Regions from separate parts of the Homo sapiens genome. Here regions 2, 3, 4, 5, 6 and 7 are each linked to region 1. Evidence: chromatin contacts called from ENCODE Hi-C or POLR2A ChIA-PET data. All regions are on one chromosome and are shown on one strand. Each heading gives the region's core, a stretch centred on a gene start or an enhancer-like site at or near the end of the contact. The rest is flanking DNA. Distances are from core to core; before and after follow the strand shown. Region 1 holds the start of IKZF5 (IKAROS family zinc finger 5). Region 2 holds the start of LRRC27 (leucine rich repeat containing 27). Region 3 holds the start of BNIP3 (BCL2 interacting protein 3). Region 4 holds the start of GLRX3 (glutaredoxin 3). Region 5 holds the start of C10orf143 (chromosome 10 open reading frame 143). Region 6 has its middle 75 kb from the start of LINC01163. Region 7 holds the start of MKI67 (marker of proliferation Ki-67).

Evidence for each region. Hi-C counts contacts between places; a loop is a spot of excess contacts on that map. ChIA-PET counts read pairs that join two places held with the same protein, here RNA polymerase II (POLR2A). Pooled maps may share reads with other maps.
Region 2: a pooled map shows a loop between it and region 1 (5-fold over the local background). The contact joins the promoter of LRRC27 here to the promoter of IKZF5 in region 1. A Hi-C loop is called at or near these places in 3 of 50 pooled maps.
Region 3: a loop to region 1 is called in a pooled map, with 13 times the contacts of the local background. The contact joins the promoter of BNIP3 here to the promoter of IKZF5 in region 1. A Hi-C loop is called at or near these places in 3 of 50 pooled maps.
Region 4: a loop to region 1 is called in a pooled map, with 7 times the contacts of the local background. The contact joins the promoter of GLRX3 here to the promoter of IKZF5 in region 1. A Hi-C loop is called at or near these places in 6 of 50 pooled maps.
Region 5: a map of CD8-positive, alpha-beta T cell shows a loop between it and region 1 (22-fold over the local background). The contact joins the promoter of C10orf143 here to the promoter of IKZF5 in region 1. A Hi-C loop is called at or near these places in 4 of 168 maps with a recorded cell type or tissue (CD4-positive, alpha-beta T cell, CD8-positive, alpha-beta T cell and naive thymus-derived CD4-positive, alpha-beta T cell) and 8 of 50 pooled maps. POLR2A ChIA-PET finds 5 or more read pairs at or near these places in 1 of 52 experiments (CD4-positive, alpha-beta T cell).
Region 6: a pooled map shows a loop between it and region 1 (4-fold over the local background). The contact joins the enhancer-like site here to the promoter of IKZF5 in region 1. A Hi-C loop is called at or near these places in 3 of 50 pooled maps.
Region 7: a loop to region 1 is called in a pooled map, with 28 times the contacts of the local background. The contact joins the promoter of MKI67 here to the promoter of IKZF5 in region 1. A Hi-C loop is called at or near these places in 4 of 50 pooled maps.

The regions. Positions count from the first base shown.
Region 1 is chr10:123,007,105-123,010,720 of GRCh38, reverse strand. It overlaps IKZF5 (IKAROS family zinc finger 5), which reads left to right and starts at 1,926. Exons shown (of 5, transcript NM_001372123.1): 1 at 1,926-2,027; 2 at 3,545-3,616. It overlaps ACADSB (acyl-CoA dehydrogenase short/branched chain), which reads right to left and starts at 1,715. Exons shown (of 11, transcript NM_001609.4): 1 at 1,650-1,715. The coding sequence starts at 1,691. RefSeq lists enhancers at 1,810-2,139, 2,420-2,649.
Region 2 is chr10:132,330,419-132,334,034 of GRCh38, reverse strand. LRRC27 (leucine rich repeat containing 27) reads right to left here and starts at 1,842. Exons shown (of 11, transcript NM_030626.3): 1 at 1,779-1,842; 2 at 301-558. The coding sequence starts at 510. It also overlaps a transcript of STK32C not described here. RefSeq lists a silencer at 2,021-2,140 and an enhancer at 2,025-2,559.
Region 3 is chr10:131,980,087-131,983,702 of GRCh38, reverse strand. It overlaps BNIP3 (BCL2 interacting protein 3), which reads left to right and starts at 1,780. Exons shown (of 6, transcript NM_004052.4): 1 at 1,780-1,942. The coding sequence starts at 1,897. RefSeq lists silencers at 1,110-1,229, 1,270-1,459, 1,510-1,809, 2,040-2,269 and an enhancer at 1,677-2,601.
Region 4 is chr10:130,134,680-130,138,295 of GRCh38, reverse strand. It overlaps GLRX3 (glutaredoxin 3), which reads right to left and starts at 1,905. Exons shown (of 11, transcript NM_006541.5): 1 at 1,784-1,905. The coding sequence starts at 1,875. It overlaps LOC105378561 (a long non-coding RNA gene), which reads left to right and starts at 1,925. Exons shown (of 6, transcript XR_001747659.2): 1 at 1,925-3,616. RefSeq lists enhancers at 1-159, 160-795, 1,074-1,123 and a silencer at 1,324-1,923.
Region 5 is chr10:130,108,893-130,112,508 of GRCh38, reverse strand. It overlaps C10orf143 (chromosome 10 open reading frame 143), which reads left to right and starts at 1,679. Exons shown (of 4, transcript NM_001355042.2): 1 at 1,679-1,805. The coding sequence starts at 1,737. It overlaps LOC102724883 (a long non-coding RNA gene), which reads right to left and starts at 1,216. Exons shown (of 3, transcript NR_188169.1): 1 at 393-1,216. RefSeq lists enhancers at 375-504, 985-1,314, 2,175-2,354, 2,515-2,624, 3,215-3,474 and a silencer at 1,605-1,984.
Region 6 is chr10:128,208,853-128,212,468 of GRCh38, reverse strand. No RefSeq gene overlaps it. Among named protein-coding and RNA genes, the nearest start is that of LINC01163, 75 kb to the left of the region's middle. RefSeq lists silencers at 302-451, 1,781-1,940, 2,031-2,220 and an enhancer at 2,420-2,981. Within about 2 kb of position 1,693, at least 16 of the 41 ENCODE cell types and tissues checked have a DNase peak (open chromatin) inside an H3K27ac peak, as active enhancers do.
Region 7 is chr10:128,124,760-128,128,375 of GRCh38, reverse strand. It overlaps MKI67 (marker of proliferation Ki-67), which reads left to right and starts at 1,953. Exons shown (of 15, transcript NM_002417.5): 1 at 1,953-2,277; 2 at 2,620-2,800. The coding sequence starts at 2,709. RefSeq lists an enhancer at 1,464-1,693 and a silencer at 1,804-2,173.

The DNA of each region.
Region 1 (3,616 bases), core at 677-3,176:
GAGCTGACTACATTCCGAGCACTATTCTAAGTGCCTTACATGAACATATGAGCTCATTTAATTTTCACAACAATTTTGGAATACGCACAATTATTCTCTCCATTTACAGACCAGGAAACTGAGACCCAAAGCATAACCTGTCCAAGGTTATACCACTAGGAAGTGAGAGGGCCTGGGTTCAGATCCAAGCAGCCTAGCTACAGAACCTACGTTCTTAACCACTATGCTACAGTCGATGTTCAATCAATTTAGCTAATTTATGTAAAAGAGCTTCAAAAACTATAAAGGACTATAAGCCACAATAAACCAAAAGTTCAAACAAAATAGGTTTTTGATATCTCTAAGGACGGGGAGACAGTAGTATATGAAGGTTAAGTTTAGAATCAGACCAGAGTTCGAATACCACCAGCTCTATCCCTTTCTATCTGTGGGCAAGCTATTATTCTTTTTCAGCATCTGCAAGATTAAACTACTTGTTAAGATGGTTGTGAGAATTGAGATGACTCAGGTAGAACGAGAACGTGCCTACCACAGAGTATGCGGTCAATAAATTTTGGCTCTAAAACAGAGTCAAATTGTAAAACCAAAGAAATTTTCTTTGCTAAGTTATTAACCAACAATTATAAACAGTATTAAACAATAATCACTTACTGTTTTTTATTGCACTTCAGGCCTGTAAAACAGTCAAATAACATTAATTATCTCTAATAAGAAAAAGGGTCAGAGTTCTGCCTCTGGGCATAAGACTGAAGCAGCAGTTGGAAAGCCTAACTCATTAAAGCAAATGCAAAGGAAACATTAAAAGCACACGTAAGCAGTGGGAAAATTCCCAGTGAAGTGTACTGACAAATACAAGTGTATCCAAATGTGTATGTTCTGAAAAGCATGCTATATAATAGGTCCAAGGGGTGAAGAGCATAGGATGTTAACACAGGGGCTGTTAACAGTTTGTGTGGGTGCACAGATAAGAATTAAGCACAACAAGAGGCTGGTTTCAGCTTAAGTTCATGGAAGAGGGACCGGCACCGGCTCCGGCTCCCCTGGGCGGCGGTGAGTCTATCCACGGAAGATACCCAGGCTCCAGACATGAGATAAGGGGCAGAGGGAACTCTGTCCCTGGCCGGGAAGCCCGAACAACTCCGAAGTCCCTTACTACCTTTGAGCGGGGCCGCGGAAGGAAGGACAGGGAGACACCTGCTCAGAATGAGACTGGGCCTATATTTTAACTATCTTTTTTGGGGGAGGGGGTGTGAAATGTAATCACTCGGGAAAGGTGCGTTAGGGCATCAGGGAGGTGACATCTGTGCAAAATGCATCCAGAGATCCAGAGATCCAGACTCGGTGGCTCTCAGGACGCAACGGCCTGCAAAGGACATCTTGCGGACGCGACCCTCCGACTCCACTCAAGGTACTTGCTCCGCCAAAGCAGCTTCTAGACAGCCCCGACCCCCTTGCCACCAGCTGCCTCCACCAGAGGCCTGAAGGGGGTCGGGGTCATAGACTGCCCGCGGGTAAAGAGTCTGGGGACCCAGGACGTGGAGCGGGGCTCAGGCCGGCGCCCCGAGGCCCGTTAGAAGGCTCTGCCAGCTGCGATTCCAGGGGCCAAGGTCGCCCTGGGCCCCCAGGACGCCAGCCTCGAACGCACTCACCAGCCTGCTGCCGCGCAGCAACCGCACTGCCAGGCCCTCCATCCTCGCCGCAGGCCTCTCCGCTCTGCGCCTCTGGGTCTCTAGCCAGCCCCTGGGAGTTACCCGAGCAAGGCCCCGCCCACTCAGTACCCGCCCCGCACACACCCCCCCTTAATCCCTGCCCCCTGCTGCCTACGGAACCCCAAGAGAGACAAACAGGCCCCTCCTCGCTTTCGCCCTCCATCCTGCTCACGCGAGACTTGAGCAAGGCAGGGGGGCGGGAAGGGAGTCGGAGACACAACAAAGATGGCGGCGGCGACTGTGACGGTGACGAAGACGGCGGCGGCGGCGACGGCATTTAACAAGGCGGTGTGGTTTACTCCATGCAGTTGTCAGGAGGTAAGTAGCAGGCTGCCGGCTCGGACGGCGGCGACGCGGCAGGACAGGGCGGATAAGAAGGAGCGGCCGGAGACTGGAGCTGGGTTCGTGGCGGGCCGGCTGATCCGGACGGAGACTCAGTTCAGTGGAGGGTCGGGCGTGGTCGGTAGGCGGGCAGGTGATGGCCCGGGACCTCTTTAGCCGGAGGGCAGTGGACTGCGGCGCCTATGGCCGCGAGAACCCCGAGGGAGCGGGGTCTCCTGCTGTCATTGCCTTCGAGCAGGAGCTCGGAGGCTCCGGGGCGGGGACTGTTGCTTGGCTCTGACAGGTGGTTCTGCGGGAGGCGTCCCGAGGTTTGCGTCTTCACGGGGTCCCAGGGGCTGGGAGTCAGCCGGGCGCGGGTCTCCTAGGTGTTTCGAATCCTGGCGAGGATGTCGCTCCGAATCTTGGTGAGGCTGCTGCCCCGACGCCGGTCCCAGGCTGATTGTTGGGAGAAGGACGTTTAAAGCCTTCGTATTTTATCTAATGATCCTGCCCGGATCCGTCTCTACTGCATGGGCACCCTTATTTTAGGAACATGTGAGATTTGAGAAAGACATTGTAGCAAATAACTATTCAGGTTCATTCGGGGTTTAGATCTTTGGATAAACTGTGTGGAGCGCGAGTAGCCAAGCCTAGCATGCTCGATGACTGGATCTGAAGCTAAACAAGTTCTAGCAAACACTAACCACGTGGCCTGCTTAGAGTCCCCTTGATGTGCTGGTCAGAACCCGAAAGACGTGTGACAAGCGGAAGAAGACATAAAGGCGTCTTAAATTGTGTGATCTGAGGAAATTCAGTTTTGAAAGAACAGAATGTATTTAAAACAACTTTTTTTTAAACGTAGGAACTAACAATTTTAAAAATTCAATTTAATTTTGATTTATGTCGTGTTGTCACAACAGCTAAAGGTTATTATTATTGATGAGAGTTCGTTACAGTGAATTGAAATGTCTGGTGTTATTTTCCCCTAGCGGTCCAGGATGTTTCCCAGAAAACCGTAGCTGTTTTGTGTTATGATAGGATAAGAAGGATGGGATTCAGATGTGCCCTTATCGGGTGTGCATGTTTTTTTTGTTTTTGTATTTAAAGCCCTTTCCCATTTCCCTACTTAGGACTATGCGTTGTTTTTATGCAACTACAGCTGTTCAGCAGTACTAAGCTTGACCGTTTTGGAAGTGTGCTGTGACTAAATGAAGTTAATCTTAATTTCTTTAAACTGAAGTTTAACTTAAATTTAGACATTAAAAATCTTGCCAAAAACTAATCCACCAGTGAGAAAACGGTAGTCACACCAGTTATTCTTTGGTGATCCTATGGAGCTTTTGCTGAAGTGAAGCTACTGCTTTGTTCTTTGATTAATCTGTCAGTTCGTTTTCTTTTCAGCTAATGTAATGATAAGATTGGCATAAGTTACTAGCTCATTCAACCTGTAGATGCTAATTAAGTTTTTATCTTAAAGGTTTTGATTTGTGGTGTGCTGTTTGTTTTTTATGCAGACCTCTGTATGGCTTTTCAATTTTAGTTGAAATTCTCTCTCCATGGCCTTTTGGAGTCCCTTGCTGTATCTC
Region 2 (3,616 bases), core at 593-3,092, 9.3 Mb before region 1:
AAGAGACCAAGCGTGTTTGGCAGTAGTTTCTACCACAGGTTTTGAGAGATGAACTGCAAGGAAGAGAACAGACACCTTCATCTAAATAGATGTACTATTTCCATTGGTTGGTCCCCATCATGAATTTCCCATTTTGTTGTGATTGGCGTATGAAACTATGAGTTAACCTTTCCTCTATTTAATTTTAGAATTCATCAATTCCAAAGAGAAAGAAGCCTACAAATAAAGCCCAGGGGTACATTCCCATTTCTGTCTATAGGGGACCTGTGGGCACACAGCCTGAGGAGCAGCCCCACTTACTTGAAGGCTGGGGATTCTAAAGACCTCCTCCAAACGGCACAGACCACTTTCACTCAAGTCTAAAATCGGTGAGGAGGAAAAGATGATGCCTCCAACACCCTTGTGAACATCTTTGGAGGGGGTGGCAGGCAAGCTCCTAGTCTGACCAGCACCCTCCTCCAGATCAGCAGCAGCCACAGAGGGAACTTCGTAGGAGCTGCTTCCCTCCATCCGTTCTCTTCCAGGGACAGCAGCTCATCCTCCTTGGTCTGGAGTCACCTGGAGACACGGGAAAGGGAAACGTAGAAGCAACTAATTATACCGAGGCAAAACAGAATAGCTGTGTGGCAGATCTACTGTAATGTAACTTGCTTTAAAAGCTATCATTTTTCCTAAGCAGTAGCAAAAATTTGACTTTTAAACATGTAAAAAAAAAAAAAAGGAATACAAAGAGGTTCAGATTAAAATTCTCTGCTCTCACTTTGTACAATGGAGTTCCAAGATTTAACTCCTGGAAAACGCAAAGGCGCACAATAGTAATGATCATTTTAGGGATGTAAACAGATCGGAACATTTCAAAGCCTGTAAATCAACTGCAACGCTTCCATGAAATGACTAGGGGCGGGTGGAAATTTGCACTGTTTCTTACCTCTGGTGTGGTTCTGTGCCATTTGAACTATGTTTTTAGTTTCTTGAGGCCAGGAAGCCTGTCTTTTGTTTACCATTTTGACCCAGTGACCAGAACTAAGTCTGGCTTACACCCAGTTAAGCACCGGGGAAAAACCTGTTAAATTAATCTCGAATTTTCGTTGTCCAGCAACACTTTTACTCAGAAGTATTGTTCACCAAAATCTCATTCAGCGAGGCACACTTCCACTTGCAATTTCCAAACAATTTATTCGGCAATAAGAATCAACGTTGGAATGCATCAGTTCACCTAATTCAAGTCACTCAACAGCCCAATGATTGGCATATGAGGCGCAGATCAGTTAGGGAACTGTTCCAGGGGCGCAGTTAATTGGGGGGTAGAGGCGACACCGGGACCCAGCAGGGTTCAACCCCAGGCAGCCTGCATTCCATGGAAGCCCGCGGGCTTTTTCACGGTCAGTTCACTTGTTTTCTCCGAATCACGGAACTTAAAACAGAGGAGGGGAGGCTTCAAACCTCAGAACAGGGAAAGTATCTTAAAACCAGAAGTGAAACAACAGCCTGGACTCACACAGGGCCCAGGCAGCGCAGGCTCCGTGGGGTTTCCGAGGCTGCCTTCAAGGGATCCCCACGCACGCCCACCCCCGCTCCCTGCCTCGATTTCCCCATCCGGGCGAGGCTGAGTTGGGTCCGACGCTCTGGGCCTCACATTCCAGGCCTCAGAAGGGCAGCCTTTGCGGTCAGCATCGCGGCTGGAGCTAGGCGACAGGGCACGACGGGCCGAGGCACCACCTTCCTGCCGCCGCCCGCCTCGAGGGCTCAGCGAGCTGGCCGTACCCGCCCCGTCTCACCTGCCGCGTCCCCGCCCACTGAAGCGCTGGCGAGCCCCGCCGCTGAGAGCAGCAGCCCGACAATGGAGGCCACCCAGCCAACGCGGTCGCCATGGAGACGCCGGTACGGAATCCCGCAGGCGCCACGCTGAGCGCGAGTGTGTCTGTGATGCGCCTGCGCGAGGGGTGTGGTGCGCCTGCGCGCGGGGGTGTGCGTGTTGTGGGGGTTTGTGCCTGCGTGCGGGGGCGGGGTGTGGGTGCCCCTGCGCGGCAGGGGGTCGGGTGTGGTGCGCCTGCCCGGGAGGGGGCGGGGTGTGGTGCGCCTGCGCTGGGGCGGGGGGTTGCGCTTGCGGTGGGGGGGTTGTGGTGCGCCTGCGCGGGGGTGGCAGGGGGTGGTGCGCCTGCGCACGCACGCGGCCAACGGTAGCATCCGTTTTTCCGCGCCCGCGGCCTTGAAGGGGTGGTGGTCGACGGGCAAGTAGAGACCGCGAGGGTCTGGAGGGGCGACCGGCCTGGCACAGAGGGGAAGGAAGAGAGCGGGATGCTAAGTGCCGTCTGGGGAGCCGGAGGGCCCGGGGCGGGCGGGGCTGCTCGAGGACAGCCGAGCAGAAAAGAATTGCTGCTGAGGCACCACCTTTGGAGCGGTCCTCGCTGCCTGTCCTTCCCGCTGGGCTCACTCCCCGCGTCTCTCCTGGGGCTTCCTGGAGCCACTTCCCACAGGAGCTGCTTGTCCCCAAATCTTGCCTCAGGACTTGCTGCCAGGGGAACGCAGACTCAGAGCGTCCTCTTTGGAGAAGTAAGGCTGCCTCTGGACGGAGGAGTGAGGGGGGCGAGGAAACGCAGTGAGTGTCCTGAGGAAGGGTTTTGAGAATTTGGAAGAAGATGAAATGACACCGGGCGGGAGGGGAGGTGCTCGCGTGGTCCTGTGGAACCCTGGAGTCCCGTGCACCTTCATTCCAGGATCCAACTGATAATGAAAAGTAGCACCCTCTGTCCCACCCAGAAACACTCTGGAAACCCGGACAGTTTAGCTGGAGTCTGCCATGATTTCACTTTTTTTTTTTTTTTTTTTTTTTTGAGGTGGAGTCTTGCTTTGTCTCCCAGGCTGGAGTGCAGTAGCGCGATCTCGGCCCACTGCGACCTCCGCCTCCCAGGTTCAAGCAATTCTCCTGCCTCAGCCTCCCCAGTAGCTGGGACTACAGGCGCGCGCCACCACGTCCAGCTAATTTTTGTATTTTTAGTAGAGACGGGGTTTCATCATGTTGGCCAGGCTGGTCTCGATCTCCTGACCTCATGATCCGCCCCCCTCGGCCTCCCAAAGTGCTGGGATTACAGGCATGAGCCACCGTGCCCGGCCTGATTCCACTTTTTAAAGGAAACGACATAATTATGTGGAGAAACGACTATCCACTTTGAGGGGATTTACGTTTTATTTTTGTGAAGAGATCACAGTAAGAAATGTTTTTTAGGCCGGACACGATGGCTCACGCCTGTAACCCTAGCACTTTGGGAGGCCAGGGTGGGAAGATCGCTTGAGGCCAGGAGTTGGAGACCAGCCTGGGCAACCCAGTCTCTACAAAAATTAAAAAAAAAAAAAAAAAAAAATGCTGGGTGTGGTGGCACACACCTGTAGTTCCAGCTGTGTGGGAGGGTGAGGCAAGAGGATCGCTTGAACCTAGGATTTTGAGGCTGCAGTGAGTTATGATTGTGCCACTTAATGTCAGCTTCGGTGACAGCGAGACCCTGTCTCAAAAAAAAAGTTTTCGTACATACCCAACTATCTACCAATCAGGAAGCTGAAAGCACAACCAGTACCTTCTCAGGAGCGTGGGGAGGCCAGCCACCCGGGCAGAGCAAGG
Region 3 (3,616 bases), core at 531-3,030, 9.0 Mb before region 1:
TTCTGGCATACACATTCTCTTTTTCATTGTAATCCTTATGTGCACCGTACTTGGTAACATTTTTGTTTTAATAGAGATGGAGTCTTTCTGTGTTGCCAGGTTGGTCTTGAACTATCAGGCTCAAGTGACCCTCCTGCCTTGGGCTCCCCAAATGCTGGGATTACACACAAGAACCACTGCCTGGCCAGCACTACAGTTCTACTATCGAAATTATTAATGCTATGCTATGTATCTCTGGCGGTTTTTTTTTTTTTTTTTTTGAGACAGGGTCTCACACTGTTGCCCAGGCTGGAGGGTAGTGGCCTGATCATGGCTCACTGTAGCCCCTACCTCCTGGGCTCAAGGAATCCTCCCACAGCAGGTGCCACCATACCCAGCTAAGTTTTTTGTATTTTTTTAGGGGAGAGAAAGCGTTTCGCCATATTGCCCAGACTGGTCTCCAACTCCTGGGCTCCAGCGATCCTCCTGCCTCGGCCTCCCAAAGTGCTGAGATGAAAGACATGCGCCCCACACTGGCCTCTGGATGTTTGTTACTCCTGAGAAAACTAAAATCATGGCACTCCAAAGACTAGAGACGATTCAACAGGCAAGAGCAGGGATGAAATGCACGCAGCGACTGAGGTCTGGCTTCGCGGCTCTGTGACCCCGGTTCAGCTTCTGAGCGCCTGGTTCCTTGGCGGGACGCCTCCTCCTTTCCCGCAAGACCAGACACGACTGTCTGGGAAGCAGCGTTTCTGGGGCGCACCTTGACACTTGGATTTGGATCAACAATGCTTTCAAGAAGAAAGACTTTTGATCAAAAGCGGGAAATGAGAAAGCGACTTTCCTCTGAAAAGTGCCTCCCAGTCCCGAGGCTGCGAGGCCCCCACGCCAGGCTGGCTCCCACGGAAGCCGGGCACCCACCCGGCCCGACCAAGCGCCACTCCGCCCCGTGGACGGGGCGTCCCACCCCGGGGACGCCCGCCCCACACCGCGTTTGCACCCCGGAGGCCCCTTGCCGCAGAGGCGGACGGCGCGCCTCTCCCGGGCCCCTGGGGTCCGCGCCTCCCTCGGGCAGACTCTTTCGACTCTGCTCGAGCCTCCGCTTCTTCCTGCGGGCGGACGCCCCGGACACAACGGGCCCCGCTGTTCACGCAGGGGCGCCCCGGCGGGGCGGGCAAAGACCCGGGGACGCGGTCCCGTCCCGAGACGCTCAGCTCCGGCCCACCGCTCGCAGCTCCCGCCCCGGGCGCAGGTCCCGACCCCACGGGCCGTCTCGGAGCCGCAGCGGCCGCTTCCCTGCACGTCCTCACGCCCCCCGCACGGACGCCGCCAGCCCCGCGCCTCAGTTTCCCCACTAGCAGGATGGAAAGACGGGCCCCGCCCCGAAGCGTAGCGGCGTCTCCGTGGTAGCCAGTGCCCAGAGAGTCCGCCGGTCCCACCGCCCCTTCAAAGGAGAACCCGGCCCACCGCCCGCCGCGGCGGCGACCGCGCAGCCCACTCGTCACGCGGCCCGCGGCGTCCAGCCCGGGCCGGCTCACCTCAGGCGGTCGCTGCCGCCCTCGCGCCTGCGCGCCCCTCGCCCCGCCCCTCTCCCCGCCCGCGTCCCGCGCACCGCAGGCCTCTGCCCCTCGCCCACCGCAGGACCCGCCCCGCGCACGCGCCGCACGTGCCACACGCACCCCACGCCCCTGCGCACGCGCAGGCCCCAAGTCGCGGCCAATGGGCGACGCGGCCGCAGATCCGCCCGGCCCCGCCCTGCCCTGTGAGTTCCTCCGGCCGGGCTGCGGGGCTCCGCTCAGTCCGGGAGCGCAGCTGGGCCGCGGCGCTCCGACCTCCGCTTTCCCACCGCCCGCAGCTGAAGCACATCCCGCAGCCCGGCGCGGACTCCGATCGCCGCAGTTGCCCTCTGGCGCCATGTCGCAGAACGGAGCGCCCGGGATGCAGGAGGAGAGCCTGCAGGGTGAGGCGGAGGAGGCGGCGCGGGAGCCGAGGGGGCGCGGGGGGGAAGCCTGGGGAAGGCCAAGAGGGCGCCAAGGGGAGGTTGCCGGGGAGGCCTAGGGGGCATCGCGGGCCGGGCGAGGCTGCGCCATCCTCCCCTTCCGTACCCACCCCTCCTGCGGGCATGCGGAGCCCGGGGCGTGGGGACCCCGCGTACTGCCCGGGGTTCGCGGCCTCGCCACTCGGGCGGGGGTTGGCTTGGACCCGGGTCGGACCGCACGGGAAAGCCCCGATTCTCCAGCTCCGCGCGAGCTAGAATTCCACCTGGAGGTGAATCTGCGTCTCGCAGTTGGACCGAACAGCCTCAAAGTCCACGTTGCCCTCCGCGGTCTGTAGTTCAGACCAGTATTGGTTTTAATGACCAAACACCAAGGCGTGGCAAGTGGCCTGTTATGAGCTTTAATTTTGTTATTAATGTTTATATCCATGGTGACTGTTAGGATTTCCTCAAGGGTGAACGCGGAGATGGGAGGGGGTTACAGCGTTTTTAAAATATGGCATTAAATGGGCATGTTCCAATTTCACTAGAGGGTCGTTCCAAAACAAAGCTTTAAATGACTTACGGGTTAAGAAAACACAAGCAAAAGGACGCTGCCCGTGCAGCACTCAGTCGTTACAGCCTGCCTAATGCCCGAGTAGAGGCTCGCTGTGTGCCCTTGGCTAGATTCGCAAGACCATCCGTTCACGCAGCGGGAAACGCAGGCCCGGGGTGCAGGACTTGCCCCACGCACAGCCGGGTGGCGTGGAGACCCACCCCACCCGGTGGGTCCGCGTCAGAGTCCAGACGAGCCTTTGCTCAGGGAAGCGGGCACTGAAGCCGCCTTCCCAGGGTCCCTAGGGCCAAAGCCTCGGAGGAGGGACCTGGTGGCAGCTGACCTTTGTGTTCTTTGAAGCCAGAGTTTACTAAGCAAAATTAGCATGTAAATAAGCTTGGGAAAGGACTGCTGAAACCTCTGACAGTGAACTTTTAATCTTCATTGAGAGTTTTTAAAACCATATATTCACATAAATTTAGTGAGTTGCTAATTTTATTACAAAAAAAAAGATTTTACTAGGCAGGACTTAGTTACCGTAATATATTGAATAATATATATATATACATATGAACACTACAAGCTTTTTTTTTTTACCTTTTTTTTTTTTTAAGAGACGGGGTCTCACTGTGTTGCCCAGGCTGGTCTGAACTGGGCTCAAGCGATCCTCCCGCCTCGGCCTCCCAAAGTGCTGGGATTATAGGCCTGAGCCACCAGGCGCGCCTGGCCTAAAACCATATTCTTTAAAATCCTGTAATTCGGATTTTTCCTCTTGAAATTTAAACATTGGCTAATTACTATTTTGAAATAGATTAAGAGGTGTTTTCCTATCTTTTGTCATAAAATAAAGTCCAAGGGATGTTTTTATAAACTCTTTGCCATAAAATCACCCATTTTCCGGTTGTGAAGCCGCGTTACTCCTGACATTGTGCGTTTCACTGTCCGGCTGGGATCTGGGCGCTGGGAGGTGGAGGGGGCTCCGGGGGGCTCGGTCCTCTCTCCAATATGTAACTTACACAGGCTGCTGAGTCATTGGCAGTGCAAGGCGGCCAGCGCCGGAGTTACGAGATTTTTGTTTTTCTGTTTTGTTTATTCTATAAAAA
Region 4 (3,616 bases), core at 656-3,155, 7.1 Mb before region 1:
CTTGAGCTCAGGAGTTCCAGAGACCAGCCTGGGCAACATGAGGAAACCCTGCCTCTACGAAAAATACACAAATTAGCCCAGCGTGGTGGACCGCACGTGTAGTCCCAGATACTCAGGAGGCTGAGGTGGGAGGATCGCTTGAACCCAGGAGGTAGAGGCTGCAGTGAGCCGAGATCACGCCACTGCACTCAGCCTGGGCAACAGAGCAACAGCCTGTCTCGAAAACAAACAAAACAAAATTTAGATCAATAAGCATTTCTGGCCGGACGTGGTAGCTCACACCTGTAATCCCAACCCTTTGGGAGGCTGAGGAGGGCAGATCGCTCGAGTCCAGAAGGTCGAGACGAGGCTGGGCAACATGGCGAGACCTCGTCTCTATAAAAAAAAATAAAAATTAGACGGGCGTGGTGGTGAGCACCTGTGGTCCCAGCTACTCGGGAGGATGAGGTGGGTCGATCACTTGAGCCTGGGAGGCGGAGGCTGCAGGGAGCCGTGATCGCTCCACTACACTGCAGCCTGGGTGACAGAGCCAGACCCTGTCTCAAAAACAAAACAAAACAAAGCTTTTTGCCTGTGAATTCCATGAACCATTCTACTTCCTACTGAAATACTAAGTGCCAACATCTACTGAGTGCTTCCTGCATACTAGGCATTGTATTATTTGTATTTTACATACGTCATCTCATTTAACCCTCACAACAACCCTGAGGTACTAACAGGTGCTAATCTATGTCACCGTCGGGAAACTGAGGCTTGGGCATGAAACGTGCCCAGGGGTTACATGGCTACTGAGTGGCTGCGGTGGGACTGGATCCCAGGCAATCCGACATAAGAGTTCCCATAACAACCGCTAATAATACAACTAAGAGAACAACTCAGTCCTTGGAGTAGTCTACAATGTGAGGTGGTATTATCACGGAGAGTCCACGTGCAGACCTTTCCCTGCAGGCACGCACGCTAGTAAGCATTTACTCGTAAGCATGCTTGCAGTTCAGAGCTTCTAGTCCACCCAGAAAACGCTTTCTATGCATTCCTCTGGATCTCCTTTTGTAGTCTTCCCAGGGATTGAAGACCTGGACACCGGCGCCAAATCTGAACAGACTCTCACTACACCAGTTCATGGAACAGGAAATCTCTGTCTCCGGCAACAGGTTAAGTCTGAAGACTGAGGCTACCTGCTGTCCAACAAACTTTAAAGGCTGACTTCAAAAGGCAGCCAGGCCTAGCTAATGCAACGGGGCCTTCCCTCGCCGCTCTTCCTGCGACAGGGGCGTTCCTGAAGGGAGGCTGAAGAGCAATGGGCCGACGCCGAGCCTGCCGCTCCCTCCCGGCGGGCACAGGAAAGGTGGAGCCCGCAGCCGTGGGTCCCGCTCCGTGGCGCGGAGGGCCGGGGTCTCGGCGCCGCCCCGTCCCCCGCCCCGCCACTGCGGCACGGCTGAGTCACCACCGCCTCCGTCCCGCGGCGGGGCCGCCCAGGCCAGAGGCCGGGAAGGTCGCGTCCCCCGGGCTTGGACAGCCGTCGGGGTCGGAGCCAGGGCTGGGGCCGGGGCTTCCAGGCGAGCCTCGCGCCCTGCTCGCTGTTCCGGGGCGGGGAACCTGCGGCTCGGGCCACTCACGCGGAGGCTCGGGGGAGTCTACGGGTGGCGCCGGGCCCGGTCCCCCGAGGCCGAAGGGAGCCGGGCACCAAGAAGCCAGGCTGGGCCACCCGCCGCCCCACACCGGCCCGGTCTCGCGGCCGCTCCCGCTCCGGCTCCTCACTCCTACCGCTCGCCGCCCCGCTTACTTGGCTTTGAGGCGCAGCAGCTCCTCAAACTGCCCGGCTGAGCCGACCTCCTCCACGGCCGCTACAGCTGCCTCAGCCGCCCCCGCCGCCATGCTGCCGCCGCCAGACAGAAGCAATCCAGTGCCGGCGGCCGGATGTGGGCGGGGCCACGGGGAGCTGAGCGGCTGCGCGAGGGAAAGCCCCGCCCCTGCCTGCGCTGAGGCTGCCGAGCCTGAGAAATCCCAAAAGGGGCCTCGGCGGCGGGCTCTGGATCCCGCTGGGGGGCTCTGACCCTGCCAAGTCTGGGCACTCCGCTGCGGGCCTCCTGGCTCCCGGGGTTCATGGCTGTTATGGTTCCTGGCTGTCGGGGCTCCTGGCTTTCGGGGCTCCCTGGCTGAAGGGGCTCCTGGCTGTAGGGGCTCCTGGCTATGGAGGTTCCCGGTTATAAGGGCTTCTGGATGTAGTGGATTCTGGCCGTCGAGGTCCCTGGCTGTCGGGGCTCCTGGCCGTAATGGCCCCTGGCTGTCGGGACCCCTGGGTGTCGGGGTTCCTGGCTGTCGGGACCCCTGGGTGTCGGGGTTCCTGACTGTAGGGGCTCCTGGGTGTTAGGGTTCCTGGCTATAGCAGGGGCTCCTGGGTGTCGGGGTTCCTTGCTGTCAGGGCTCCTGGTGGTAGAGGCTTCTTGCTGTTGGCTTCCTGGCTGTCGGGGTGACTGGGTGTCAGGGCTCCTGGTGTTAGGGTTCCTGGCTTCCTGGCTGTAGTAGGGGCTCCTGGGTGTCGGGGTTCCTTGCTGTCAGGGCTCCTGGTGGTAGAGGCTTCTGGCTGTTGGGGTTCCTGGGTGCCAGGGCTCCTGGGTGTCAGGGTTCCTGGCTGTCAGGACACCTGACTCCTGAGGCTCCTGGCTTTTGGGGCTCCAGACCTTCCTTGCACTTCCTGTGTCTCCTGGGTCTGTAATAGAAGGGGCCGGTGGAGGGGTGGGGGTGAGACATGTGAGTGAAAGTGAAGTCAGATGTGTACATTTAGGAAGCTGAAATTATCAAAAATGAAATTGCATAAAGGTGAGGAAGAACTGGGAGGTCTGGGAACAGAAGTGGTAGATCTTGAACTTCAACACAGACAGGGTGCTTCCAATTCAGTCCTGGGACCTGAACCCGGAGCCCACAGCATGTCCCTCCTCCCCTGGCCCTCCGCGCGTGCCGCCACTCATTGCAGCCCCACAGAGCCATCACCCATTGTAACCTCAGAACAGAAGGGGCTGGGTGGGTCCACAGATCCCTGCACTCCTCCCGTCTTGCCTCCTTGGATGATCCCTGGCTTGTCTTTCTCCCTTGGGAATCCCCCTGATGTTGGCTCTCCATGTGGTGTACTCTGTACCCCACACCCCATGCTTCCCACACACCTTCTGGCCTGAGTAATCTCCATGCCCCCAGTGACATCAACCTCCAGGGAAACCTCAATAGCAAGCCCAGAACCCTCCCCTGCATCCCAGAGCCTAGCATCCACTAACTTTGAGGAGGGGCCATCTTTTATTGGATATCCCCAAACCACACTGGGCCTTCCCTCCAAAGTGCCTCTCCTCTTGGTTCCCATCTCAGGGAACACCATCGCTCCCACCCAGACACTTGGGGCTCCTTCTGACTGGTCCCCCTGCTGTCCCTGGGCTTTGAGGCCAAGCCCCCACAGAGCCTTCCCTACTAGCCAGGTGTTCCCAGGCCTCCTTTGCTTGCTTCTACCGTGGCCTGTCTCATGTTGTAGAACTGTGCTTGTCCTCCATTGGCCTGTGTTCTTAAAGGGCAGGAGCTGATCTGTGTCTCAGTGCCTGGATCAGAGTCAGACACATAGGAGGTACTCAGT
Region 5 (3,616 bases), core at 430-2,929, 7.1 Mb before region 1:
ACATTGTTTGACTACGGGGGCATACAATATATCTCACCTTTTTTAAACATTCAAAAAATTCTGAATTTCACAAACACATCTGGCCTGAAAGGTTTTTGATAAGGGACTGTGAATCAGTGGTGGCATAATTAGTCTTAGGAGTACTAACTAATAGGAGAAATGTTACATTTGTTAAGTACTTAGTTTGTGTCCAGCATTGTTCTAAGTATCTTCTAGGTAAATGCCTCATGTAATCCTCACGATCTCTATGCTTTATCATCCTATCCTTTATAAATGAGGAAACTGAGGGAGATTAACTATTTAATTTGCTGAGGATCATGCAGCAAATAGCCCGAAGAGGGATTCATGCGTTTCACCATAATGGTTAAGAACAGGGCTTTGTCAAAGGATACCTTCAACTGCAGCAGAATGATGGACTCAAATCACAGAGACACGACAAAGTGACGGGTAGTCAGCTGTGGGTTGGTTCAGAGGCTCAGGCTGTTCCGGCTCTAGGTGATTTCCTGCTTTCCTAGGGTTCCCACCAGCTGCCCTCATGGTGACAAAAAGGCTGCTGCAGCTCCAGGAAACTTACACTGGGCAAGGACAACAGGAAGAAAACAGCCCCCACCCACCCAACTCCCCTTTTAACTAGAAGATCTTTCCCGAAACTCTGCCTCAACAGACCTCGCTTACTTCTCCCTGGCCCGTACTAGGTCGTGTACCCATCGTTAGCCAATCGCTGGCAACGGATTGGCCCCGTTTTAATTTATCCAAAAAAGGCGCCAGTCTGGGCTGTTTGGAGCAGTCAAGGGAGCTCCGTGCTAAGGCAGGAGGGGCCTGGACATGCGGCTGCAGGAGTCCGGGCCTCGGTGCCCTAAGATGAGGGCTCAGTGGTGCTCAGCACCGCGCCGGGCCAGAGACTGAGCCGCCGCCGGCTGTTGAGGGTTGGTTGGCTGAATCCCCGGCAGGGGCCAGGCGGAGCGAACATCACCGCGGCAACTGCCTCCACAGCACACACTCCCGACAGTGGCTGCGCTTTTCCCCTTCAGCACAGCCCAAAGGCCCCGGCAGCTCAGCACCTGCGACCTCCTAGTGCCCTCCAGCCTACGGAGGAGTAGAAGTCCTTCCGGGGCCTCCCAACCAGCAGCCACCAGCCACCAGCCACAAAAGCCGTGAGCCGCGCGGGGCTGGCCTGAAAGCTCTGCGTCTTCCCACCGCGGCAACAGCAGCTCCCACCCGGAAGCGAGGCAGCCCTGCGGACCACAACTCCCAGAAACACCCGCTGTCTCGCTCAAGCTAATTGACCCGCTGCGCCATCTATTAGCCAACCAGCCACAGGGAGACGGCTCCCCACGAGGCCTAACAACCAATCATAAGACAGAGGAGGCGGGCGCTCCTCCAGCCGATCCACGGGGTGTTGTCAAAAGTTTGGCGGGATCCTGAAAGAATGCTTTCTTTAGAGCCCCACGGCTGCTCCTGTGAAGGGAGAAGCGACAAGCAGAGATATGCAGGGACCTCTCTGCGAAGTAATGACTTGGGGCAGACGGACAACGCCCACAGCATCCCAATAGTCTCAGAAGACTCTGGTCTCTGCTACTCCTGCCTGCGGTCCTCGCCTTGGTGCTCTCGCGCTTCCCGCGGCGTCCCGCCCCTCCCTCTCCTTATTGGCTCCCCAGGGCCTTGTGCGGAAGGGGGCGTGGTGCGCGGGCCTCGGCCAGGCCTGAGATGCCGGGAGGGTTTGACCCTGGGGCTGCATGGACAGCTTAGCGCTCGGCCGCTGGCGACAGCGGAGGGCGGAGGATCTGCAGGTTCCGGGGGACGTGGTGAGCCCCCGGGGCCTGGGCGTTAGGGACGGGAGGGCGGATGGCCCCTGGGCGGGTTCCCACCGCGCCTCGTTTTTGCCGGCGCGGCCCTGCCTGTGAGGAGGCCTGGCCCAAGACACTCGCACGCTCGCGTACGTCCCTGGGAGGGCGTGGCCAGTGATGGGCGTGGCCTGTTAGGGCGGGGTTGTGACGCCGCTCTCCCGGTTTCGCGCCTGCGCGGTCGGGCGCGGAGCTCGGGCACCTTCCTGACCCACACGCTCACTGGGGCTCCAGACCCAGGCTCCCTAAAACATGGGCCGAGACTCATTGCAGGACCTCGGGTGCTTGGTATCCGTGTCATGTCTTCTCCTGCCGTCTACACCTGACTGTTCCTGAGTCTCGTTCACTGAGCGCCTGCCACGTGCCAGGCCCAGGGCTGGGTGTTGGGGGACGAGTACGTGGGGAGCGAACACGCGCAGAAAATTACCCGGCATTGAGCGTGTTAGTGCTTCTTGGGCTGAGTCCATTAACTGATGAGCAGAGGGTAAGATGAGATGGTAATGGGGAGACTTGCACAAGATCCCAGGGTGCGTGGGTAAGTCAGGTATGTGTGAGACTTGAAGGATGACCGGGGGTAGGCAGGATGGGAGGTGACAAAAAACAGTGTTGGAGGAAGGAGCTTAGCGTCTTAGGGGCACTGAAAGAAGTACTGCAGGATTGGAGCTGGAAGACAGAGCTGCTTGGCATTCCTGTATTTTATCTTCCACCTCTGCTTGCAAATTGGCCAGTTCTTACTTAACCTCGTTTATTTCAAAGTTCCTCGCTAGGGGCAGCAGTGAGCAGCCAACATACCGCATATTTGCTTTTTTTTTTCTTCTAGAGCTACACAGGCTTGGTAAGTGCAGGATCCGTCTTCCCAGTTAATACAGGCAGCATTTTTTTAGATGTCTTTACTGCGTAGCGGGAATGACTAGCTTTCTACCCTGCACCATCTCTTTCCTCACTACTCACTGCCTGGCCGTGAAGCCAGTACCACTTAGGTTTCTATCACAGCCGCACCCCTCCTCCAGGTACCAATTGTTATATTACTAGGGTGCAGGTTACCCCAGTAATATAGTAATAATATGGTATAGTAATGTAGTATAGTAATAGTATAGTACAGTAATATAGCAGGTTAGGGTGCTTTTGTAACCAAGAGCCTTCAAAGCACGCTGGCCCTAACAAGATGGAAGTTTGATTCTCCTGCACAGAACAGCATGGACGTGAGCAGTCCAGTGGGGTGGAGCCCAGGGTCACTAAATATAGGCGTAGGGCTGGTGGTACCCAGATCAGGGGATATGCGGGGACCTAAGTTCCTTCCCCTCACACCATCCCCTGGGTGTCACCCTCCTCTGCATAGCCAAGGGTGGCTCACTGCTACTGTGCTACCAGATGGCAGAAAAACAAACAGAAAAGTGACATGATTATGCTGATGTGTTGAGACCTTACTTCACTGCCCTGGAAAATGAAAGGTGTGATCAGGGTGCAGGCAGGGAGGCAAGGCTTGTGGCTACAGTAGTGTGTCAGAGGAGAAGTGGCAGAGGTTTGCACAAGAGAGGGCAGTGGGGTGGTGACACTAGAGAGACGTGACTGTGTAGAGGGAGAGCAGACAGTCTCACTGATGGAGTGGCAGTGGCAGGGTAATGTGAAGAGTGGAGTCCAGGGTGTTGTAGGGGTTGACTTGAGCCCTGCGAGGGCAGTACTGCTGCTCCTTGAGAGAAGAGTGGTGTGGAGGCAATGAAGAGCTCCTGTTAGGCCATGCTGTGTTTTCTGCGACTTTGAGACGTTTAGTG
Region 6 (3,616 bases), core at 444-2,943, 5.2 Mb before region 1:
GCAATTCAACCCACAGCAAAGCAGTGGGGCTCTGGCTTGAATGCAGCCTCTGTCATGAGCGACCTGATTCCACCTCGCACCCTCCACTGATGTGAGCCATCTCTCCCTGGATGCTAGTTACAGCCTCAAAGAACGCCCCTTGGGGCTGCAGACAGAACTCCGCCCTCATGGAAGAAGCTGCCGGCAAGTGCTGGGCAGAGGGACTAGCTGGGAGGAAATGAAAGCAATTCCTCCAAGATGCTGTCCTCGGGGAGCAGCCTGGCCACCCTGCCTGAAATTGCTGCCGCTGACACCTGCAAGCAAGAAGCTCCTCCGGCCGGGGCTGGCTCCGCCCACTTCTCAGGCCCCGCTGGGCCTCCCGCGGCCGCAGACGCGCGCCCTCTGGCGGCCCCGTCTGGACGCACACGGCCTTGTCCATAGCCCGGGCTAGATGAACTCCCAGCCCCGCCGGCTGGTGACACAGGTGGCACCTCTGCCATCGTGGAAAACCTGCAAACTGACTTTTCAAACTAGCCACCCCGTCCCTCTCAGGCAATACCAAACAGCTGGTAATTCATGCAGAGCAAACTACCACGTCTTAATAACGGAGAAGAGCCCCGGCTCCTAAACGGGACTGTGGAAGGCCGACTCCCTGGGCCGCAGCAGCAGAATTTTATTTCTCAGGACTTTCATGGGCTCTCAATCAGGCCACCGCAGCCACCTCATACATCTTAATAAACCTTACATCAGAGAGAAAGCTTTGAAACGAAATTGTCCAGTAATACGCACTTTCCAATCGAAACACATGGGAGTCTTTAAATATTTACCGCACATAAATAAAGCATGCTATGTAGCTGGCGCTTCTTAGCACCTACGCATGCCACGTATCAATGGACGCTGGATGTCAATATTGATGTATAAATAATAATATTAAGCACAGAAATACACCGCGCCGGGAGAGGTCTAATCGCACTGTCCCCTGGAAATAAACGTTTCTCAGGGCTGTTTCTGAAGGTGGGATATTTGTCTCCCTCCTCACTTGACCCTGAGGGGATGGAGGGCAAGGTGGAGAATGCCCTGAGCAGACACCGGTGCACCGCAGTGCACAGCCAGGGGTGCCACTCCTCCACCTCCGGAGAGACCGGGCGAGGCATCCGCAACCGCGTCAGAGCCTGGCAGCGGCCTGGCAGCATCCCCTGCCCTGGGCCTCGCTAAGGTTCCATGAGGGGTGCGTGGAGCTGGAGAAGAAAGGTGCGAATTCTGCGCTTCCCCGAGGTAGCCCCGGGCGAGCAGGGGGCCAGCTCCAGAGCCTCGGGCCACTGCGCCATTCCTCCCCCTGCGGGAGCTGCTGCTCCAAGGCTGTCCCTGCTGCTCCCGGGGGAAAGGGCAGGGCCGCCGCGGTGGGCGCTGAGCAGGTGGGCTCCAGTCGCCCCTGACTCCCAGGCTGCGCTCCCTGCCAGGCCCGGAGGATGCGCCCGGGGGAGGCGCCCTGGAGGCCGCGCGGGCACCGGAAGCCTGGGGGTGGGCCCCACCCGCGGACAGGTCCTGCTCTTCAGGCTGAGAGTGTGGGCATCACCCGCGAAGACGCCCCGTGGGACAGCAGGGGCGCTGTTCACCCCACCTGTGGGATCGCAGCGGGGGTTGGAGGGAAGGGGGCGTCAGAGATCCCCGGGGCCCCAGGGGTGCCCGGGGCCCCGCGGGAACGCGCAACGCGGCGGGGCGGAGGTGGGGCGTGGCCGGGACAGGCAGGGGCCGCAGGAACTCGCCCCTTCCTCAGCAGTTTAGCCCGCGGAGAAGCGGCACCGCGCCCCCCACTGACGAGGAAACGGGGGCGCCTAAAGGCCCCGGGGTGCTCGCAGAGAAGCGCAGCGCTCCGCTCCCCGGGCCGCGCGGCCCAACCTCCGGAGGGACTGCCCGGGACGTGGACGTGGAGTCTCGCGGCCGCCCCTGGCCCGCGGCCACCCTCCCTGTGTGCTTGAGAAACGGAACCCAGAGGCCTGGCCCGCTCTAGTGGGAGCAGAGACGCCACCCGCGGGCGAGCGGAAGCCTCCCGTGTCCGTGTCCCCGTCCCCTCCCCGTCCCCGTCCCGTCCCCTCCCCGTCCCCGTCCCGTCCCCGCCCCGCCCGGGAAGGCGCGCTCGCCCTCTGGCGGCCGGCCCTGGAAGGGACGCCGTCCGCGGCCGGACTCCACTCCCGTCCATCAAACCAACAAGGTCAAATGCAATCTATTTGTAAAGGCCGCCTCTGATTACTGTGGCAACTGGAGACATCACTGAACCCAAAGTGTGATTAAGCTGCTCCTTGTTCCATATTAATTTGGGAAGGAAAACAGCTTCATTCTCGCTTTTCCACACTCCCTCCTCTGTGCAGGGCATGCCCTCGCTGGCGGGGCTTCCAAGCCCAGGCTCTCCTCCCACGCGGGCCCTGCGGGCTTCCGCAGGCAGCACGGGACAGGGCCGCAGACTCTCAGGCAGCCTGTGGTATGATGAACTGGTCTGCAAGCAAAGAGCCCACCTCCTCAATATTCGTGGGCACTTCCCTTTGAGGGAAGGTCCTGGGGCCGGGCTGCAGTTTCAGGCCCAGCGCAGCAGTCTGCTCCCCCAGGAGCTTGCGCAAAGCCCTTCAGCCCTGTGCCCTATTTCCTCAATGCAGAAGGACATAGAGCCCCACGGGACTATGTGAGAATTAAATGGGAGAATCCATGAAAGGCACTCTTTAAAAATAAACTTAAGGCCAGGCGCGGTGGCTCACACTTGTAATCCCAGCACTTTGGGAGGCCGAGGCGGGCAGATCAAGAGGTCAGGAGATCAAGACCATCCTGGCTAACACCGTAAAACCCCGTCTCTACTAAAAATACAAAAAATTAGCCGGGCGTGGTGGCGGGCGCCTGTAGTCCCAGCTACTCGGGAGGCTGAGGCAGGAGAATGGCGTGAACCCAGGAGGCGGAGCTTACAGTGAGCCGAGATCGCGCCACTGCATTCCAGCGACAGAGCGAGACTCTGTCTCAAAATAAATAAATTTAAAGTTTTTACTTAGAATGGTTTTATAGAAAAGTTGCAGGTAGTACAGAGGTTATCCTTCCCGTTGCCGACATCTTACATGAGTGTGGCACACCCCGCACCACCAGTGAGCCAATATTGATACACTATTATCAGCTGAAGCCCTTCGTTTATTCCCATTTTTTTTTTTTCATTTTTAACTAACGTCCTTTTCCTGCTCCAGGATCCCAGATCACATCTGGTCCTCCTGTTTCCCTAGGCTCTTCTTGGTGATGTCTTCTCTGACTTCCCTTGTTTTTAGTGACCTTGGCAGTTTTGAGGAGTACTAGTCAGCTGTTTTGTAGAATGTCTGTCAACTTGGGTTGGTTTTTCTGACGTTTTTCTGATGATTAGATTGGGGTTAAGGGGCTTGGGGTTCCGTTCACACGATATCATATCAACAGTGCATACTCTCAGCATGTCCACAGCATAGATCATTGTTGACCCTGATCGCCTGGTTGAGATAGTGTTTGTCAGGTTTCTCCGATGTAAAGTGACTCTTTTTCCCTCTTTCCAGGCTGTCCTCTCTGGAAGGAAGTCATTCTGCACAGCCCACACTTACTCAGCTGGGAGTTAGGCGGCACCTCCTGGAGGGTGGAG
Region 7 (3,616 bases), core at 704-3,203, 5.1 Mb before region 1:
TGGAAGAACTGTCTCTGGAAACAAGCAGTAATTAGGATGAGAAAAGTTGTGTTTTATGGGGTTATGCAGTGGTGGGCTTTGTTTGATCGTTTAATGGGGGAAAACATGGAAACTCATGCCCCCTAAAACGTTTATATAATAGTATCCCCGCACTGAATTTTTCTACGTCAGACTTGGCCCATACAATTTAGAGTTGCTGTCCTGTGCTTTTATGTTGCTTTCCCAGTTTCTCTATTTCCATCAGCAGCTGATATCTTTGTAGTTGCTCTAGAGCAGAGGGCTCAGTCTTTTCAATCTTGTGGTCCCTTTACACTCTTAAGAATTATTGAGAACCACCAGGAATTTTTGTTAATGTGGATGGGTTATATCTAGCTATATTTATATATTTTAAGTTAAGGCTAAGGAATTTAAAAATATTCATTTATTGATTCATTTTAAGATAGTGATGCACCTATTTCATGCTAACACCAATAACTTATTTTTATGGAAAAAAAACAACAAAATGAAAACAGCGCTTTAGTTCACATTTTTGCAAATCTCTGTAATACCTGGTTGAAACGGAGACAGTGGGAGTCTCCTCACTGCTTCTGCATTTGCAGAACCACACCCCACACTCTTGGGAGCATGAGAATGAGAAGGGCAAGTAACACAGAGGGTCATTAGATAAATGGTTTTGACCTTATGGACTCTCTGAAAGGAATAGGAAGTCCTCAGGGGTCCCCTGCATCGAGGCCTCCCTGATCAAGGGAGCCAAGCTCCAAGGGTTGCTGGGGAGCTGGAGGAGGTGAGATGGGGCAGAGAGGCCGTTGTCACCAAAAGCGTGTTTAGGCTCCATTCACTTCACCCCAGGTGGCCTACTGAGCCCACATGGCCACCAGCGCAACTGAAGCAGACCCCGATAGAATCCTGTGTAGAATTATTTTAGGATTCACCCATCTTGGCATGCACAAGCCATTTCAATTGAAGAATGTTTTCTAATAACAAAACATTGTAAACCTAAGTATGTGGCAATAGTAATGATTAAGTAAATTATGGTTTCCCGAAGCCCAGTGCTCTGCAGCCATCAGAGAGTAAAAGCGAGAATGTGTTCAGTGGAGATAGCCTCAGGATATTTAAAAGCAGAGAGCACAAAGTATAGAATCGTGTTGTGTATGTTATGACCTTTTTTTCTGTGCTTTTGAAAAAGAGAATACACGTATAGCAGGAAAAGACACACCAAACTACTTTATATAATTGGTTGTTTTTGTGTTTGGTAAGATGTATGCACTGAAGAGGAAGGTTTCGATTTTTTTTTTTTTTTTTTTTTTTTTTTTGAGACAGGGCTTTGCTCTGTCGCCCAGGCTGGAGTGCAGTGGCGCGATCTCAGCTCACTGCAGCCTCGACCGCCCCGGCTCAAGCGATCCTCCCACCTCAGCTGTCCCAGTAGCTAGAACTACAGGGGCGCCACCACGCCTGGCGAATTTTTTGTAGAGATGGGTTCTCTCCAGGTGGCCCAGGCTGGTTCTGAACTCCCGGGCTCAAGGGATCTTCCTGCTTCAGCTTCCCAAAGTGCGGGGATTACCGGCGTGAGCCACCGCGTCCCGCCTGTTTTTAATTTTTAGCAGTTTTAAATCTTCTGGCAATGAGTAATGTTATAGTGTCCCAGATGTTTGGTCCTTTAAGAAAAGGATAGCAGGACGGGTTATCTCGGTGGGAGCGTGTTCCACCTCTGCCCTCCGCCAGCCGCCCTCGCCGGGGATGCACCCAGGTATTTTCCTCCGGATGCGTGAGTGGCTCGCCCGCGGACACGCCAGCCCCGCCCCGCGAGCCCGGTTTCCCCGCCCCCTCCCCGCCCACGCCCTGCGCTCCCTTCCTATTGGTCCCATGCCGCGCTTTCCCGTTCAATCGCAGCGCTTAGCGCCAGAATTTGAATCTTCGTTTTCGTTTGAATTGGGCGGGCGCGCCGGGCTGGAAGAAGGAAGTGGAGGGCTGACGCTGCGGGCGGGCGGGCGGGCGGGAGGACTCGACTCGGTGGGAGCCGCTAGAGCCGGGCGCCCGGGGACGTAGCCTGTAGGGCCACCGGGTCCCCGTCAGAGGCGGCGGCGGGAGCAGCGGGGACTGCAGGCCGGGGTGCAGCGAACGCGACCCCGCGGGCTGCGGCCCGGTGTGTGCGGAGCGTGGCGGGCGCAGCTTACCGGGCGGAGGTGAGCGCGGCGCCGGCTCCTCCTGCGGCGGACTTTGGGTGCGACTTGACGAGCGGTGGTTCGACAAGTGGCCTTGCGGGCCGGATCGTCCCAGGTGAGCTGCGGCCGGGACTCCTGGGAGCTGTCCGGGGTCGAGGGCTGAGCCGCGGGGACCCCCCGAGCTCTGCGGGGACGGGCAGGGGACAGACGCGCGGCCTGGGCCCGACTCCTCCTGGGCTCTGGCGAGGGCGTCTCGGTGGAAGCTCCCAGGAGGCGCAGGCGCTGGCGACAACACCCCAGCTGCCGGACTTTGGGGCGCCGGGGGCTGCGGTCGGATCGTCCTGGGGTCCCCGCTAGCTAGCTGCGGTGTGCGCTTCTGTGGCCGGGGATAGGTGAATTGGGCACGGGGCCCTTCTTAGCTCCTTTGCTATCAGAGTAACTCGCACCTCTTTTGCAGTGGAAGAGTTGTAAATTTGCTTCTGGCCTTCCCCTACGGATTATACCTGGCCTTCCCCTACGGATTATACTCAACTTACTGTTTAGAAAATGTGGCCCACGAGACGCCTGGTTACTATCAAAAGGAGCGGGGTCGACGGTCCCCACTTTCCCCTGAGCCTCAGCACCTGCTTGTTTGGAAGGTGAGCCCCGCGGGCGCGCGCGGACGTTTTAGCTGAGAAAGAGGAAAATACCTTAGTCACAGAATAAAGTCCAGAAACGCGCTCTAGGATTGGGTCCTGCCGTCACTTTTCCTTGGTGCTTCTCCCATTCGTTACTAAGTTGACATAGTTGTGTTTTTTTGTTTTGTAAGTATAAATTTGATGCTAGTTTGTATGTTTAAGTGGTTTTAAAAATCAAGCCAATTAAAAAAATCGATTTGCTAATGTTGCGGTAAAGAAAGATGTAGATGATCTTCATATGTCACTGGCTGCAGGCAGGCGTCTGAAGACACTGTGCGCCCCCGGGTGCCTCCACAGTGGGCATCCCTGGCCACTGGGGACACAGAGAATGAAGGAAGGAAGCCATACACTTGTCTCTTGGCTCCTTGTGGCAATAGGAAAATGGGACAGAAAGTCTTCCTGCCTGGAATTCGAGAACGTTTCCTCTTATATTGCTGTCCTGTTTGGTGGTGGTAATAACCCTGTCCCTGTATAACAGGTATAGTTGCTGACAGTGCCCCATCAGCCTCTGACATGTGTCCCACTAGAGGCCTGAGAAGGGGGGTCATTTCCCGTGTGGTCATTTCCCAGACCACACGGGATTCAGGCCTCACCCTGTCCTCCCAACCCCATCCCGGCCTCACCCTGTCCTCCCAACCCCATCCCCTACCTTGTTCCTCCCGCCTAAGGCATTCCAAGCCTTTGTTCACCTTGGTACTTCTTACACACTTGGAAGTTTACAATGGGAAAGTTCTCCCCTTCCTCAAGCTTGTGTGATTTCCATCATTCAGGCATCAG